Regions from separate parts of the Homo sapiens genome. Here region 1 is linked to region 2. A link is an interaction called in ENCODE POLR2A ChIA-PET data of the cell type or tissue named here. Cell type or tissue: endothelial cell of umbilical vein. All regions are shown on one strand. Links, peaks and the distances in the headings refer to the core of each region. The heading gives the core; the rest is flanking DNA.

Region 1 (8,005 bases), core at 2,073-6,072, 230 kb after region 2:
ATACAGATTCTCCAAAAAAAGGAAAATAATGAGTATATCTAATTTTTATGTTATAGTAAGTCTGAAGTGATAAATAAATCAAATTGATACATTTTACTTACAAAACTGGTACCATTGTTTTGAATACAGATATTATTTTAATAGCATTTAATGAAAAATATGATTGCATTTACACAAGCTAATTTAGAAAGACTATGCTTAATCACTGAAAGGAGAAACAATGGTTTTAAGTGTTTTTCAGACCTTGAGTAATCTTAATGATATAGAGTCCCATAGATCTATCTTGATTTTAATTTACCAACTGTGAGAATGTATGACAAAAAGCACATGCTGCTTGTGCATGCTGCCAATACTTACAAATATTTTATATAAAAATTATGTTTACTATAAATGTGGGGAAGAATGCTGATTATCTTTGATTAGGACTAAATGCATATATTTTAATAATAATGAATGTAGGAGAATTGAACAGGCTTTCCTTGTAGCTAGCAGATTTTTTTCTTACAAGTTATTACATTTATTAGTGAAGTACATTAAAAACATAGGGTGTGTCAGTGTTAAACTTCAGATTCAGTTCAAAGTGAGCTAATGTGCTTTGAGTGGCAGCAGTTCTTCAAAAACTGGAATCAACTCTTAGTACAAAAAAAGATGTCAGTATAATTATTCTTTGGCCTAATTTTGGAGCTATGTTATATAACATGACAACAGAATAGCCTCAGTGTACTTGCTTCCATAATTATGATTTCTTAATATTTATTGCCATTTTGGTATTCTCAAATACCCAGCTCTTTTGTAGAAATTAGCTTTTTAATAAAGTCAGAGGAGAAGGTCAGTAATCTGTTTCAGTCAGTGCAGAATGTTTTGTTGGCTTTGTTAAATGAAAATTGATATCTACTTATCTTTCCTTGAAAGGTCATTGCCTGAACTTTTAGCTTACAGATTTAGGGGTTGTTGCTGATATTTTAATAGTATTGAGGTTCCTACAACAGTCAGCATTCATAGTTCAAAAAAGTTAGTATTGCAAAAGGAGAGTAATTAAGAATTCTTTCTTAATAAATGTTATTGCAAGTCATTAGAGTTTCATGAAAGCAGAGACATATGGAAAAATCTCCCCAGAGCAATAACAAACATTTCATATAGACAGTATGCCATTCAGGTGTTCAGCATGGAAGACATCAGAAATATTAATAGTCCAAGCACCCTAAAGTGACTTCAGACTAAAGTAAATGAATGCTTTGTTTGATGTTGAGAATAACTATGGTAGGTTTTGCTACAGGAATAACTATGGAGTGTTTTCTTTATTTCTCCTTTAATGTTTCTTTAATCTACATTTTTATTCACCCTTTTTTGTTCACTTATATTTTATACTTTTCATTACAGTTTTATACTGAGTGATGTATCAGATTAATGTGCTCTTTTCTAGATTTTTCACCTTTACAGATCTCTTTATTCTTCCCATAATGAGCAAGCATTTGCCTTAACAATATTTTAACTGAAATGGAAACTAATATCTTAAGAAGTAACTTTTTAAAAAAGCTTAGGTAGAAATCATTATTGTAAAAATGTTGTGATTCATTACAAATGTATCATTATCTCCCCAGTTTTTCCTGGGCACGTGTTGGCTTCTTGCGTCTTGATTCTAGTGACATATAAACACTTTTCTGCTTTGTATTGAGCATGTAAGACTGTCTGTCAAGAAAGCTGCCAAAGAAATGAGAATTTAAATTCTGTGAATCATCAGAGTAATTTATAAATGCATCATTAATTTAGTACCTTTAAGCATAATATGATCCCCAGATTTGGTAGCCATGATCTGAGATGGAGTCTTCACTGAGTAATTTGCCTTGTTTGGGAGTGGGGGGTGGTGAAGGAAATATACATGGTAAGATTTAGGTGAATTAGAAGTGAACTAGGCAAAGATAATTTGGTTTATGGTTTATCCTCTTAGTAAACTGCTTTGAATAATTATGATTTTGGGAGGTTCCATTACCTCTATCTAGAGATACCTCTCATTTCACTGTTCTTTTCCATCTCCCTGGACATTTTTGTTTCCCTTGCTCATACCTCCTACCCTTAAAATTTGGATGTCATTATTGCACAATAATACTTGAGTTTTGAGGTACTGTGGGTCTTAACAGAAGTTTTTTTCTTTCTTCATGTAGTGAATTTCCTATTCAAAGATTTACATTGATTTAAAAACTTTTAGCAGTCATATTTACATATTAACTTTCATCTGTCTTTGAGAAGATTGCTGTTTCTTCTTAGATTAATAACTGTTGATATGTAAACCATTTAAACCTTCCACAATTTAGTCTATTTTGAAAAATTTATTACAACTTTTAAAGTAGTAGAAGAAATGTGGACCATTGTGAAAGTTACAAAATGTCAAGTTGAGGTTGAGTATACTGGTGCAATACACCTGTAAAATTCAAGATATCTCATTTTATTTACTTTTCTTCTCCTTCACATACCTAGGTACAGAAGGTTTGGGATTCAGCATCACTTCCAGAGATGTAACAATAGGTGGCTCAGCTCCAATCTATGTGAAAAACATTCTCCCCCGGGGGGCGGCCATTCAGGATGGCCGACTTAAGGCAGGAGACAGACTTATAGAGGTAAGTGACTTCCCCAGCAGGATGTTCCCTGATTCTTGAAATGTTCCATTTCCAGGAGCCAACTTTTAAAAACATTTTCATAAAATATGAAATTCAGTTATATACATTTTAGCGGAAGTATGCGTCACAAAATGTGTTTCTGTTTTATGTTTAGATTTTCCATGTTATTTTTTATATATATTTTTTTAATTGTTAAAATTTTTGTAGAGGCAGAGTCTTGCTATGTTGCCCCAGCTGGTCTTGAATTGCTGGCCTCAGGCGATCCTCTTGCCTCCCAGTGTGCTGGGATTACAGGTGTGAGCCATCGTGCCCAGCTCTTTTTTCCATGTTATCTGATGAGAAATTATCTTTCCATTTATTTATTTATTTTTTTTTATGAGATGGAGTCTCGCTCTGTCGCCCAGGCTGGAGTGCAGTGGCACAATCTCAGCTTACTGCAGCCTCCACCTTCTGGGTTCAAGTGATTCTCCTGCCTCAGCCCCCCTGGTAGCTGGGACTACAGGCGTGCACCACCATGCCTGGCTAATTTTTGTATTTTTCATAGAGACAGGGTTTCACCACATTGGCCAGGCTGGCCTTGAACTCCTGCCTTGGCCTCCCAAAATGCTGGGATTACAGACGTTAGCCCTCATGCCCAGCCCCATTTAGTTTAGTTATAAATTTTTAGTTACTCAGACATTTGGTTTATGAGGTAACATTTTGTCATATAAAATGTCTGTAAGGTTACGTTTCTAAATGGCTTTATATTTATGTCTGGCAATGTGGAAATGTATTCAGAACAGAGACAGATGAAATAAATGAAAACAGTGTTCCTTGATAAGAGGAGCAAGGAAATCTTGAAATGGCAGCATGGAGAATAAATTGAGTCATAAGAGTCAAATGTCAGGAAAGAAAAGAAAAATCGTTTTTGAATTTTTTTTCTATGTCTTATGAGTTTGGGTTCATTGGTATTTGAAGCTGCCTTGGAAATAGATTAACATACATAATTTGTGTTTGTGTGATGGTTTGCACATAAAAGAGAAAATTGAAAAATATGTTTTAAACCATTTTTCTTAGTTTTTTTTAAAGAAAATATAGTCTGTATTTTTATTAGCAGATACTGCATTTCCTAATTAACTAGTATTCAAATATTAATGCTAAGGTAAACTTTTACCACACTATCCTTTTTTCTTATAGTTTCATATATGGTTTCTATCTCTCCAGATTGAGTTCTCCTAAAGAATTTTTGTAAAGTAGGGGAGGAGAGGGATACCGTCTGTATTTTTTTCCATGTCTACATTTGGAGCCTAGATCCCTTAAATTTTATTCCCACTGTTTTGGTCCTGTGCATGTGACAACGTATGTTAAATAGGCACTGTTAGAAGCTAAATAACAGATGTTTGAGTACAAATTATGTTAGGGTCCTGCTTCCTGAAAAAGCCACTTGTCCTGGGGTTATAAATTGAGTGGTACGTTAGCCCACGTCTGCAGTCGTAGCTTGTTTTATTTGTAAGAGTCTCTGCTGGGACTTGAATTCAGTCCTCCTGTCTTCTGAGTCCAAAAAAATATCTGTCCTTTTCTGGCTCTCTCCGTCTTTCTTTCTAAAGATAATTGCTTTATTATTGAGTCACTTTTTTCTTTTATCACATAATCGCTTTACTTTCAACATATCAGAAAAACCTTTTTATTTTAAAGCAGTGAGAAAGACCTGCAACCTGCATGTCTTTCGAGTTAGGCTTTATTTCCATAGCTGTCATCTTTGTCTTAAAATGGAAACTTCATTTTTGCATGCTTTAAGCCCAACCTTCTAGTATCTACAGTTGTAGCTATACAATATTGATACTTACGTGCATTTTCTCTGAGTGTCTAGATAATTAGAATCATACAAAGAAAAAAGGATCAAGTGACTTAATTGTCTAGATTTTTTTTCACTTTCTTTTGTTTGAGTACAAATTATGTTTAGGGTTCTGCTTCCTGAAAAGGCCGCTTGTCCTTGGGGTATAAATTGAGTGGTATATTAGCCCATGTGTGCAGTCGTAGCTTGTTTTATTTTGTAAGAGTCTCCACTGGAACTTGAATTCAGTCCTTCTGTCTGCAATTCCTTAATAGTAGTACCTTGAGGTATATGAGGTTGATTTTTTTCAGAAGGGGAAATGTTCTGAAATATATTTTAACTACAGGAAAATTTTGATACTGTAATTTAAGTTATAAACTTATTTGCCTTGGACAAAATGTCTTTTTTGTCTAAAAAGAAAAATGTAGAATACCTTTTAAAGGAAACATATGCTCTCATTTCTGTGGAGTATATAGTGCTTTCTGATAATGATGTTATACTTCCTGTTAGATAAAAGATTCCCTAAGAACAAGTTGTTTTAAATTTTTTTCCTGCTTGAATTCTCTCATAACATTGAAAAAATTTCAGCTGAAATATTGCTTCCCTGCTAAAAAATATTGTTTTGTAGTTTCTTTAATGTTTACCTTTTAGAGGTAAAGTGTTTTATTTATATTTATCAGTAAAATTTCATTTAAAGTGAAAATACTGTACCAAAATATTTTTGGTGTGTTTTTATTACCCTTTATAAGAGCAACACCTTTTTATTTTGGTGTAAGAAAACCTATGATGCACAAGGCTATCAAAATATCTCTGTTCTAAGCCAGTAAGTTTTGTGTTAACTTGACATTTTTGAAATATTTATTGCTTGGTACTTGTCAATGCCCTGGTGATTGTCACTTTGGGTTTAATGATGAACACTAAAAGATTGACCACTTCCTCTCTTCTAGATATCTGGTCTTAGTTTCTTTATTAGTCACAAAACCTTAGTGGTTCCCAGATCATGGCAGAATTGTGCATGAAATGAGTTATGTTCCATAGCAGATATGGCTAGTCCTAGAGTGTGTGTGTGTGTGTGTGTGTGTGTGTGTGTGTGTGTGTGTTTTCCTGTTGTTTCCACAGGATTACAGCTGAAAACTTTTGTTTTGTTTTAGGTAAATGGAGTAGATTTAGTGGGCAAATCCCAAGAGGAAGTTGTTTCGCTGTTGAGAAGCACCAAGATGGAAGGAACTGTGAGCCTTCTGGTCTTTCGCCAGGAAGACGCCTTCCACCCAAGGGAACTGGTGTGTAAATTTAGAGTAGATGAAAGATTTCTGATATGCAGCAGCCAGGGGTCTGGGTTAGTTGCCTGATGGCAAATGTTTATTGAGACATTTTCTGAGGAGTTTCTAGATCTTATATTTCTTTCAGCCCTCACTGAATACAAACATTCTTTTCTCTAATACTCCCTTAGTTTCAGAAATGGATATCCTCAGTAATGAATGGAGGGGTACTTAAACATCAGACTGTAGGGATATTTTCAAGGGCATCAAATGTTCATCACTGTACACCCTCAGATGGACTGACTGAATACAGAGACGCCGATTATTTCAGAACTGTCACTCCACAGACTGTCGCTGAAAGCTTGCCATCTTCCACACTGCATATGACAAATTTTCATATTTCACATTTTCATAGTACATGTCAGTAAGCCAAATAGATGCTTGCTTCCTTACTGTTGTATGAAAAGGAATACCTTTTTAAAAAAATTATTATTAAAAATAAAAAGACCTAAGTGGCAATAAGCCTCATGGCTATTAATTATACAAATATAGGTCATGTTACTTAGGATGACATAAATGAAGGAAATGAAAAGGCATTTACAACTTTTGCAACCTATCTCCTTCACTTTCCATACATACATTAATACATCTGAGTATTTACATGGTATTGGTGTGAATGAAATAAGTGTCTTAAATGTACATAGTTCTGAGTGGTTTTCTGCAAAAGTGCTAGGTTTCATTTATATATAAAAATGACATAATTGGAGGAGTTGCCTTTGTCTTTTGATGTGGTAAGAAAATTGTTTTATTTCAAGTACAAGTGGTATTTTAAATATTTCAAAACAGATTCTACTTGGATCATTTTGGAATACATCCTTTTCATCTAGCTCTTAGTGCTAAACAAAAATTAATTTGTATAATCTAGAGTGACAAGGTTTTAGAAACGAGGTTTCCAAATTTATCATATAGCCCAAATTCTCTTGTGTCTTCAAGTATGGATGTGTTATGATAAAAATAACTATATTTTATTCTCTATATAAACTATTTCTATAAATATTATAAATGAAAAAATTTTAGTCATAATATCTTATCCCCTGGTTACACACAGGTCTTAAAACTTAATGTGGATTTTGTGGAAATTTCAGACAGTGATAGGGTTGAAAAGTGAACACTTTTGTTTTAAGTAGATTTTGAATAAATTATGAAAACTTCTTTATATTTAAAAATGTTTAATGCATTATTTCTCAATTTAAATTCAGTTTTTCGTTTTCCCCCCACTGTTATCCAATTTTGTGCTTAAAATGCCACCTGATCCTAAATCTGGAGATGTCTCTATTAAATTGTAAATGAGCACTTAAAAAAAAAAAACAACTAGCTTTCCATGTGATTTGCCGAAGCTTTAATTCTTCCTCAGTGTCTCGGAGTGCACTAGTTAGCATTATTAGATTGCCAAAGCTTAGACACTGCTCTTAAGCAGCCTTTTCCAGAGTTAGTGCCAGCATATAGCCAGCTTAAGGTTATTCAGGTTCTTCTTGTCCAATTTTGATCTTCCAGGCTTCTGTTTTTCCCTTCTGCTACCTACTTTTTTTTTTTCTTGGTTATGTAATTTATTGCTTGTGAGCTTTTCATTAAGGAGTACGCCAGTAGGCCGTCAGTCTATTATGCATGTTGCAGCTGCTTCTCAAAATTTAAGAGAATAAAATCCTGAAAATTTAAAGGGAGGGGACATTTAAAAATAATCTTGAATCCAGTAGACGTAACTATTTTCCTCTGTTTGGGGTGTCTGTGTTTAAATTCTGTGTGTCTAAATCTAAATACTTTTATCAATCGGTGCCTTTTTTTAATAAATCATCCTTGTAAGTTCCTAGGTAATTAAGGCAAATCAACATTATAGGAAAAAAAAATCATGTTTATTTCCTGTGCAACATTTTAAAGTATAAAGCTGTGGTTCAGACTGTGGTTCAAACTGTTATTATCTGGTCTAGTTATCAAATGATTCTATACCTTAAAACTTTGATTTGATTGGGAAAATTTTAAAGCAAAATTAGAAACAGTGCCATGATTAGGAAAGCAGTTTGGTGAGACTTGTTTTCCTCCAGATAATAAATTCATGATGTACTGTGAATGAGCAAGTAAAAATGTATATCTAGAAAAATTTCTTAAAACACACACATAAACACACACATCAGCAAAATTTTGGAAGACAGAGCATTATGTCAGCCATCATATAATTACCCTTTATATATTTTGTGGATTTTAAGAATCAACAAAATTTTCTTTAAAATAAATCATTGTGTCCCTGTGTGTTGAAGATGGCT
Region 2 (8,005 bases), core at 2,629-6,628:
TTATTGAAGATACAGAGAAACAGTAACTAGCATTATTTATTTGATTGGCTGTTCAACTTACTTTATCACCTCTTCAGCTGTTTTCCAGTCCACAATTGCTCAATTATTTCACAGGCAAGTAAGTTATACCTTCATATTTTCCCAAAATGAGAATAATGATATCCATCTTGCAGCATTGCTATGATGACTAGCAACAGTGGTTTTTATTCATTGTGTCTGGTACTATATACCAGCATTAAGAAGCTTTCTGCAGCCATTAGCTCATAAAACCTCACTATAGCCCTCTAGGGTAAGAATTGTTGCCCCAGTTTTCCAGATAAGGAAATTAATCATCAAGGTTCACATGGCTTTGCCAAAGTTGGGTGAAATTCCTAAGGAGCTGAGCTAGGACTGTGCATGTAGAGCACCAGACATTGTGCCTCTCACACGATTGTCATCTTACACGTCCATATCGATCCTTTGGAAAAAGTAGGTAAAGAGCTACTTTTTATTTTTTCTTTTTCCTAAGTGTTTTTTAACCTTCCGTTGTATTAGGCTTTAAAAACAAAATGGTTGTCCTCTTCCTAAAGAATAATTTCTCTCTGATAGGGAAAATGTGTGTATATTTCAATATTTTGGTGGTATATTTGGAATAGGATTTGTTAAAATTGTTTTTAATTATTATTATTTTTCATATTAAACACAGCTTTCAAACACTTAGGCATAAACATACAATTAAATACACACATTTCTAGCCTATGGTTATGTTTCTGTATAGGTTATATACTGCATGAACAGATGCATACTACATTTCAGTGTCTTTATTAGAAATGTATCACAGCTGGGCACGGTGGCTCACGCCTGTAATCCGAGCACTTTGGGAGGCCGAGGCGGGCGGATCACGAGGTGAGGGGATCGAGACCATCCTGGCTAACACGGTGAAACCCCGTCTCTACTAAAAATACAAAAAATCAGCTGGGCGTGGTGGCGGGTGCCTGTAGTCCCAGCTACTCGGGGCGGGGGGGTAGGGGGGGCGCTGAGGCAGGGGAATGGTGTGAACCTGGGAGGCGGAGCTTGCAGTGAACCGAGATTGCGCCACTGCACTCCAGCCTGGGCGACAGAGCAAGACTCCGCCTCAAAAAAAAAAAAAAAAAAAAGAAAGAAATGTATCACATTTATTTCCCATCTTCATGTACGTGGATGAAAATAAATTCAGCAGTTTTTAGCTCTCTCCCGTCCCCATTTCATTATGGAAAATTGCGTACGGGGCCTTAGGAGTCAACAGGATTTTTGTGGTTGGTTCAAGATCCAGATTTTTTCCTAGACAGCCTATAATTGTATTCCGATTTGCCTTATGAGAAGTCTAGAAGGAAGGGATTCTAAAATAGTATTAATCTTGTGATTTGTCAAGTTAATTTTTCTGGTCATATTTGAAATTAAATTTAAAAGGCATCAGAAAATCCCGAAATTACTCCTGCATGTGTCTTTTCCTTGCCTTCCTTGGTGTATGCTCTGCGTTCCTTTTGATGGTTTGGTTTTGATCTGTTCTGCCTTCCAGTTCGGATAGTACATGGTTAGGTAATGCCTAACCAAGGGTTAGTAAACTAAGTCAGCTAAAATGTTTCTAAAATGTCATACTAAAGGTACAAAGTTGTGATGGAAAACATTTATTTATATGTATGTTACCTTATGTTGTAGAAGTAGCTAGTAAACAGAGAATACCTTTGAAAGCTATAATTAATTTTACCAGCCATCACAGTTTTCCTTTATCCGAGCACTGAAGCATTAATACATGTAAGAATAAACTGGCCCTTATTCTGCCTCACTCAAGGTGCATGATTTTCATCTATTTTTGGGACTGAGTTTGGAATGCATCGTTAACATAGACCGGTTTCAACTCTGCTAAACTGTTCAAAGACTAGAATATTTTCAGCAACTAGGTATTTTTTAAAAAGGAAAAGAAAGCAACTTACTTTTTCTGTCATTGCATGAATGTATTTCCCTGGGAGCTGCTTACTTTCTAAAATCATTAAGAGCTGAAAATTTCAAACTCCCCCCCACCTCTCCCCATCACCACACACCACCCTTTACAGACATAAATAGGTCTTGTATATTTTCAGTAATCAAAAGCTGTGGGTACTTCTAATTGTTCTATTGCATATCAAACTTTATAAAACTTAGAGTATACCTACTAGTTAATCATACATACACAATGTTTAGCAGTTTAATTTTGCTCAGAAACAATAAAGATTATAAACTGAAATAAAACAAAATGCTGTCAGCAACCACATTATATATATATTTCAAAAAAGGAAACTCCTAATCTGTCTAGCGTATTCTAGGAACTCCATATTTCACCCACGATCATACTGGCTCCTGAGAATTTTCCTCACACTGATTCTTGGTTACAGGCATGCTTATTTTTCCTTCTTTGATTAACTCAGGTCCACACGTAACCCTTTTTGGGTTACTGGGTCATCTTCCTAACTGCTCTAAGCCTAGATTTCTGTTTAATATTAGAGTATTCTGTTCCCATAATGTCCGACCAATTCTTGATGAGTACTGGCATTTTTAAATTTTTTAAACAGTGACAGAATGTAGTGACAGTTTTTCTTTGTATGTATCAGAGCATTTCTTATGATAATAGCTGTATCGGTGGCCTCCTAATCAAGAGCATTCAGCAACTTTCACGTTCCCTGGATGGTTTGCTAGGTACCTGGATTATTGATTGGAACTTCAGGAGAGTTTAATGACTCTCATCCTTCTTGCCACATGCCCTAGCCGATATATTTAATATTACTTCCAGTCGTTGCCAATAGAATGCACTTTAAATAGTGTAGGAATATACTACCAGAGATTAGAGTAGATGTGGATGAATCTATCATGAATAACCAGAGCTTCAATAAAAGGCCCCTTTGGTATAAAATTCTGAACTTTGAAACAGTTGGCCTCCGCCTAAGTTTTGGTATATTTCCACTAGCTAGAAATTTCACTACTCTTAATAAAAATAATTCTGCAGAAGGTTTCCCAGCCTTTCTGACGGTAATGTCAAATGATTTTTCTCGTCTCATAGTTTATTGCCTAGCACTTTGTAACATTCTGCTAATTTCTGCTGGTTTTAAAAACACGATCAAGAGAGTGAAGTAAGAGGCTGGGCGCACTTTGGGAGGTTGAAGTGGGAGAATTGCTTGAGGCCAGGAGTTTGAGACCAGCCTGCACAACAGGTTTTTTGTTTTGTCTCGACAAAACAAAAGATAAAAATAACAGGACATGGTGGCTAGATAGCCCTAGCTACTATGGAGGCTGAGACGGGAGGATCACTGGAGTCCAGGAGTTCAGGAATACAGCGAGCTATGATTGTGCCCCTGCACTCCAGTCTGGGTGACAAAGGGAGACCTTGTCTCTAAACAAACAAAAAGAGGGAAGTAAGTACTCAAGACCTCGATCTCTTCTTACGCTCCTTAACCAACTGGCTCTGTATCTCAGGAGTGTGGTATACTTCTAAGAGCAGGTTTCAGTATCCACACAGTCTTGACAGTATTGAGATTGGTGGTGTTTGCCTTGCATTGTTTGAAATTTCCATTTTTACAAAACCTGCCCTACAGACTTTCTCATGCTAAATTATTGGAGCTTATATTTATCTACTGGTGATAATTTTGGCCTGCTTTTGACAGAGGAATCTTATTTTAATGTTGTGTGAATATTAATTAATTTTAGACTCATAATTAATTGACAAAAATAACTGAGTTGAAAATGTACCTGGGGATTCTAAATTTTAAATAGAATTGTTAGTTTTAAAGATGTCTATGCCATTGCTTTAGAGGAAATACTGACTTGAGTCCAAAATTAGTCGAATTATGAATGACTTATTCATTCCTGGAATCTTAGGATTGTAAAGATTTTTTAAATGTTCTGGGCCTTTTGATGCATCTGTTAACAGGGGTTATCTAGTCAGTTGAGAGAAAATCTGAAGATGCCCAAGGTCCTCATATTGGTTGGTGCAGTATTTGCGTATCACCTATTTCTACTCTCCTGTAGACTGTAGATGATCTCTAGATTACTTGTAATACCTAATACAATATAAATGCTATGTAAATTGTTGCTATACCCTGTTAGTTTTAAAAATTTGTAGGCTGGGTGCGGTGGCTCATGCCTGTAATCCTAGCACTTTGGGAGGCCAAGGCGGGTGGATCACCTGAGGTCAGGAGTTCGAGACCAGCTTGGCCAACATGGAGAAAGCCCATCTCTACTAAAAATACAAAATTAGGCGAGCGTGGTGGCAGGCACCTGTAATCCCAGCTACTCGGGAGGCTGAAGCAGGAGAACTGCTTGAACCTGGGAGGTGGAGGTTGCAGTGAGCCAAGATCGGGCCATTGCACTCCAGCCTGGGTGACAGAGTGAGATTCCGTCTCAAAAAAAAAAAAAAAAAAGTATTCTTTTTTACTGTATTCTTTTGTTCTGAATATTTTCAATCTGAGATTGGTTGAATTCATAGATGCAGAATGCATGGATACAGAGAGCTGATTGTGGTGGTGCCTAAGAACTAGATGGCTCTAGGAAGGTTTTTTGTCCTTTTTAAATATATGTAATGGAGAATACAATGATTTCCATCTTTCCCAACGTTTGTATTATCTCTTACGCTATATACGTTGTCAAGAATCTATGGGTGCGGGTAGTAATTGTGGAAGAGCGAGGCAGAAATCATGGAGAAACGGTTGTGGGTGGCTGTCAGTCTATTTTAATTCTAGTATGTTTTACCAGCATGGAATTCAGAAGAACTGAAATCCCCTGCTCTGATGGCTGCAGCATCCTGTGCTGGGACCGTGCAGCATTGAGAGGCTTGACACATGTCAGTATGTGGAAGAGTTTGGAGAGCAGCCAGCAAGAGGAGTGAGCCCCTAAGAACAAACAAGACTCTTCCTCAGGATTACTCAGGGCTGGCTGCATGATTTGCAGGACACAGTGCAGAATGAAAGTGCAGGGCACTTTGTTCAAAAATTAAGAATTTCAAGACATTGACAACAGAGCTTCAAAATAAATAAATAAATACATAAATGGGAGATCTGTGCTGATGCCAGGGTGGGTGGTATCCACAAAGCCTGCTCTGATCTGATGTTAGGTGAAAGAAAAGCACCTAAATGTTTCTCACAAAGCTTTGGTTCTTAATTCTAATATGAGACAACAGAATGGCGTGGGAGTTGACTTAGCCCTAAACATTCTAGATCTTTAAAGTTTTCGTTGGTCCTTCCACAGACTGCAGACTGAGCTCACAGGAGTGTGTCCATGATGCAAACAGAAGTATCTTATAGGTGCCAAAGGATGGACTTACCTTTTCCTGCCTTTTACCAACATATTTGCAACAGAAAAAGGATCATGTGAACAGATATCACCTAGGGTAGCTGTCATTTGGAATTTGTGTAATTATTAGAATTTGTACAAAACACAGAATATCCCTTTTTTTAAATCCATTCATTCTACATTTGCACTCTTTTCCCTCCCACTATCCCAGGAAGTTACTTAATTATTCAGTGGCTCTTCTAGCTGTTATGCATTAAGAATTCCTATTGTTGGCACAAAATCCATCATTTAAGCCTCATCTTGAGGAGGTTGTCATCTTCTTATTTCTGATATGTCTGTGAAATACTGCATTTTTTAGCATATTTGTGTGTACCCTGGAGGGTTGTTTGCAAATACATATTGCCTGTGTTGTGCATTTATCTGTAAAATGCCGGAATTTCTTACACTTTTAATGGGTCTTGAGTAATGACTTTGTGGGTGGGATAGGGTGAAGCTCTGTCAGTTTCGAAATCTGTAAGGTGAAGAAAACTTGGTACTAGTTTTCCAGGAACTTAGATGGGCCCCCAAAGATTAAGATTTGTGCTGAAACACATTTCTCAACGTGGCCTCTCATCTTATGCATCTATCTACAAATCTGGACAGCTACTTACATGCTCATGCTCCAGCTGTGTTTGGCTGTCTTTTTTTTTTTTTTTTTTTTTAAGACAGAGTCTCTCTCTGTCACCAGGCTGGAGTGCAGTGGTGTGATCTCGGCTCACTACAGCCTCCACCTCCTGGGTTCAAGCGATTCTCCTGCCTCAGCTTCCTGAGTAGCTGGGACTACAGGCGTGCACCACCATGCCCAGCTAATTTTTGTATTTTTAGTAGAGATGGGGTTTCACAATGTTGGCAGGATGGTCTCGATCTCTTGACCTTGTGATCTGCCCGCCTTGGCCTCCCAAAGTGCTGGGATTACAGGCGTGAGCCACCATGCCCAGCCAGAGCTGTCTTATTGATAGACAGACTTTTTTTTTTTTTTTTTTTTTTTTGAAGACACGGGGGTCTCACTATGTTGCCCAGGCTGGTCTTGAACTCCTGGCCTCAAGTGATCCTCCTGCCTCAGCCTCCCAAAAGGCTGGAATTATAAGCATGAGCCACTATGCCAGGCTGATGCTCCAACTTTTATAAAAATGTAGCTTCTTTATTTTCCAAGTCCCAGAAAAAACCAACCAACCAAAAGAAATCTTTGAAAATCATGCTCCACAGCATGCAGATTTGAGGAGGGGAACTGGATCCGGCAGGCATGATTTTTCCACTTGCCTCCAGCCTCATCTTTCTCCTCCTCTGGGTGACTCTGCCTGAGTTTGTGGTGCCTATACTGCCTTTCTCTGCACCCGGAGCACGTGACTGTACACACCTGCACACATCTGTAGACATACGCTGTTTTAGTCAGGGTTCTATTAAAGGGACAGAACTACACACACACACACACACACACACACACACACACACACACACACACACACACACATTTCCCTTTATATATGTATAGTAATATAGATATATGTAGTTCTGTATATATATAAAGAACTAATAGGATATATCTATATAAAGGGGAGTTTTTCCTCATATATATATATAGAAGATATATATATATAGGAGATATAGATATAGGAGATATATATATATAGGAGATATATATATATAGGAGATATAGATATAGGAGATATATATATATAGGAGATATATATATATAGGAGATATATATATAGGAGATATATATATAGGAGATATATATATAGGAGATATATATATAGGAGATATATATATAGGAGATATATATATATAGGAGATATATATATATAGGAGATATATATATAGGAGATATATATATAGGAGATATATATATAGGAGATATATATATATATAGGAGATATATATATATATAGGAGATATATATATAGGAGATATATATATATAGGAGATATATATATATAGGAGATATATATATATAGGAGATATATATATAGGAGATATATATATATAGGAGATATATATATATAGGAGATATATATATAGGAGATATATATATATAGGAGATATATATAGGAGATATATATATATATAGGAGATATATATATATATATATAGGAGATATATATAGGAGATATATATATATATTTAAGAGTATTTTTGGCAGGGCACAGTGGCTCACGCCTGTAATCCCAGCACTTTGGGAGGCCGAGGTGGGCGGATCATGAGGTCAGGAGATCGAGACCATCCTGGCTAACATGATGAAACCCCGTGTCTACTAAAAGTACAAAAAATTAGCCAGGCGTGGTGGTAGGCGCCCTGTAGTCCCAGCTACTCGGGAGGCTGAGGCAGGAGAATGGCGTGAACCCCGGAGGTGGAGCTTGCAGTGAGCTGAGATTGCACCACTGCACTCCAGCCTGGGTGACAGAGCCAGACTCCGTCTCAAAAAAAAAAAAAAAAAAAAAAAAAAAAAATTTCATTTTGGGGCTGTTTCAGATCAGTGGCATACCTAGTGTAGTTGACATCCGGCATGGATTATTTTTACACCACCCTAGTGTACAACAAAATTATTTTCATTAATAATTAGAGCAGGAAACATATAATAATAATCACCAGAAGAGAAACTCAGTGAAAGTTTTCCCTTAGTGAATCTACAATTTTTAATTCTATCAGTTAAAAATAAATATTACTGTACAAAGAAGGAAAAAAGAAATGG

What was found. Peaks named below come from ENCODE experiments on the same cell type or tissue, not always from the same donor. Only the 100,000 strongest peaks of a DNase experiment are listed, where the experiment ranks them.
Region 1: POLR2A ChIA-PET joins it to region 2 with 5 read pairs; 4 of 35 experiments call an interaction of 5 or more read pairs at or near these places.

What each region holds. Positions count from the first base shown.
Region 1 is chr10:34,372,577-34,380,581 of GRCh38, reverse strand. It overlaps PARD3 (par-3 family cell polarity regulator), which reads left to right. Exons shown (of 25, transcript NM_001184785.2): 10 at 2,476-2,615; 11 at 5,580-5,708. Among named protein-coding and RNA genes, the nearest start is that of PARD3, 440 kb to the left of the region's middle. In endothelial cell of umbilical vein, for the core only: no CTCF peak of the experiment used is centred there; no DNase peak of the experiment used is centred there.
Region 2 is chr10:34,604,939-34,612,943 of GRCh38, reverse strand. All of the region lies in intron 2 of PARD3 (par-3 family cell polarity regulator), which reads left to right. Among named protein-coding and RNA genes, the nearest start is that of PARD3, 210 kb to the left of the region's middle. In endothelial cell of umbilical vein, for the core only: no CTCF peak of the experiment used is centred there; a DNase peak (open chromatin) is centred at 4,853.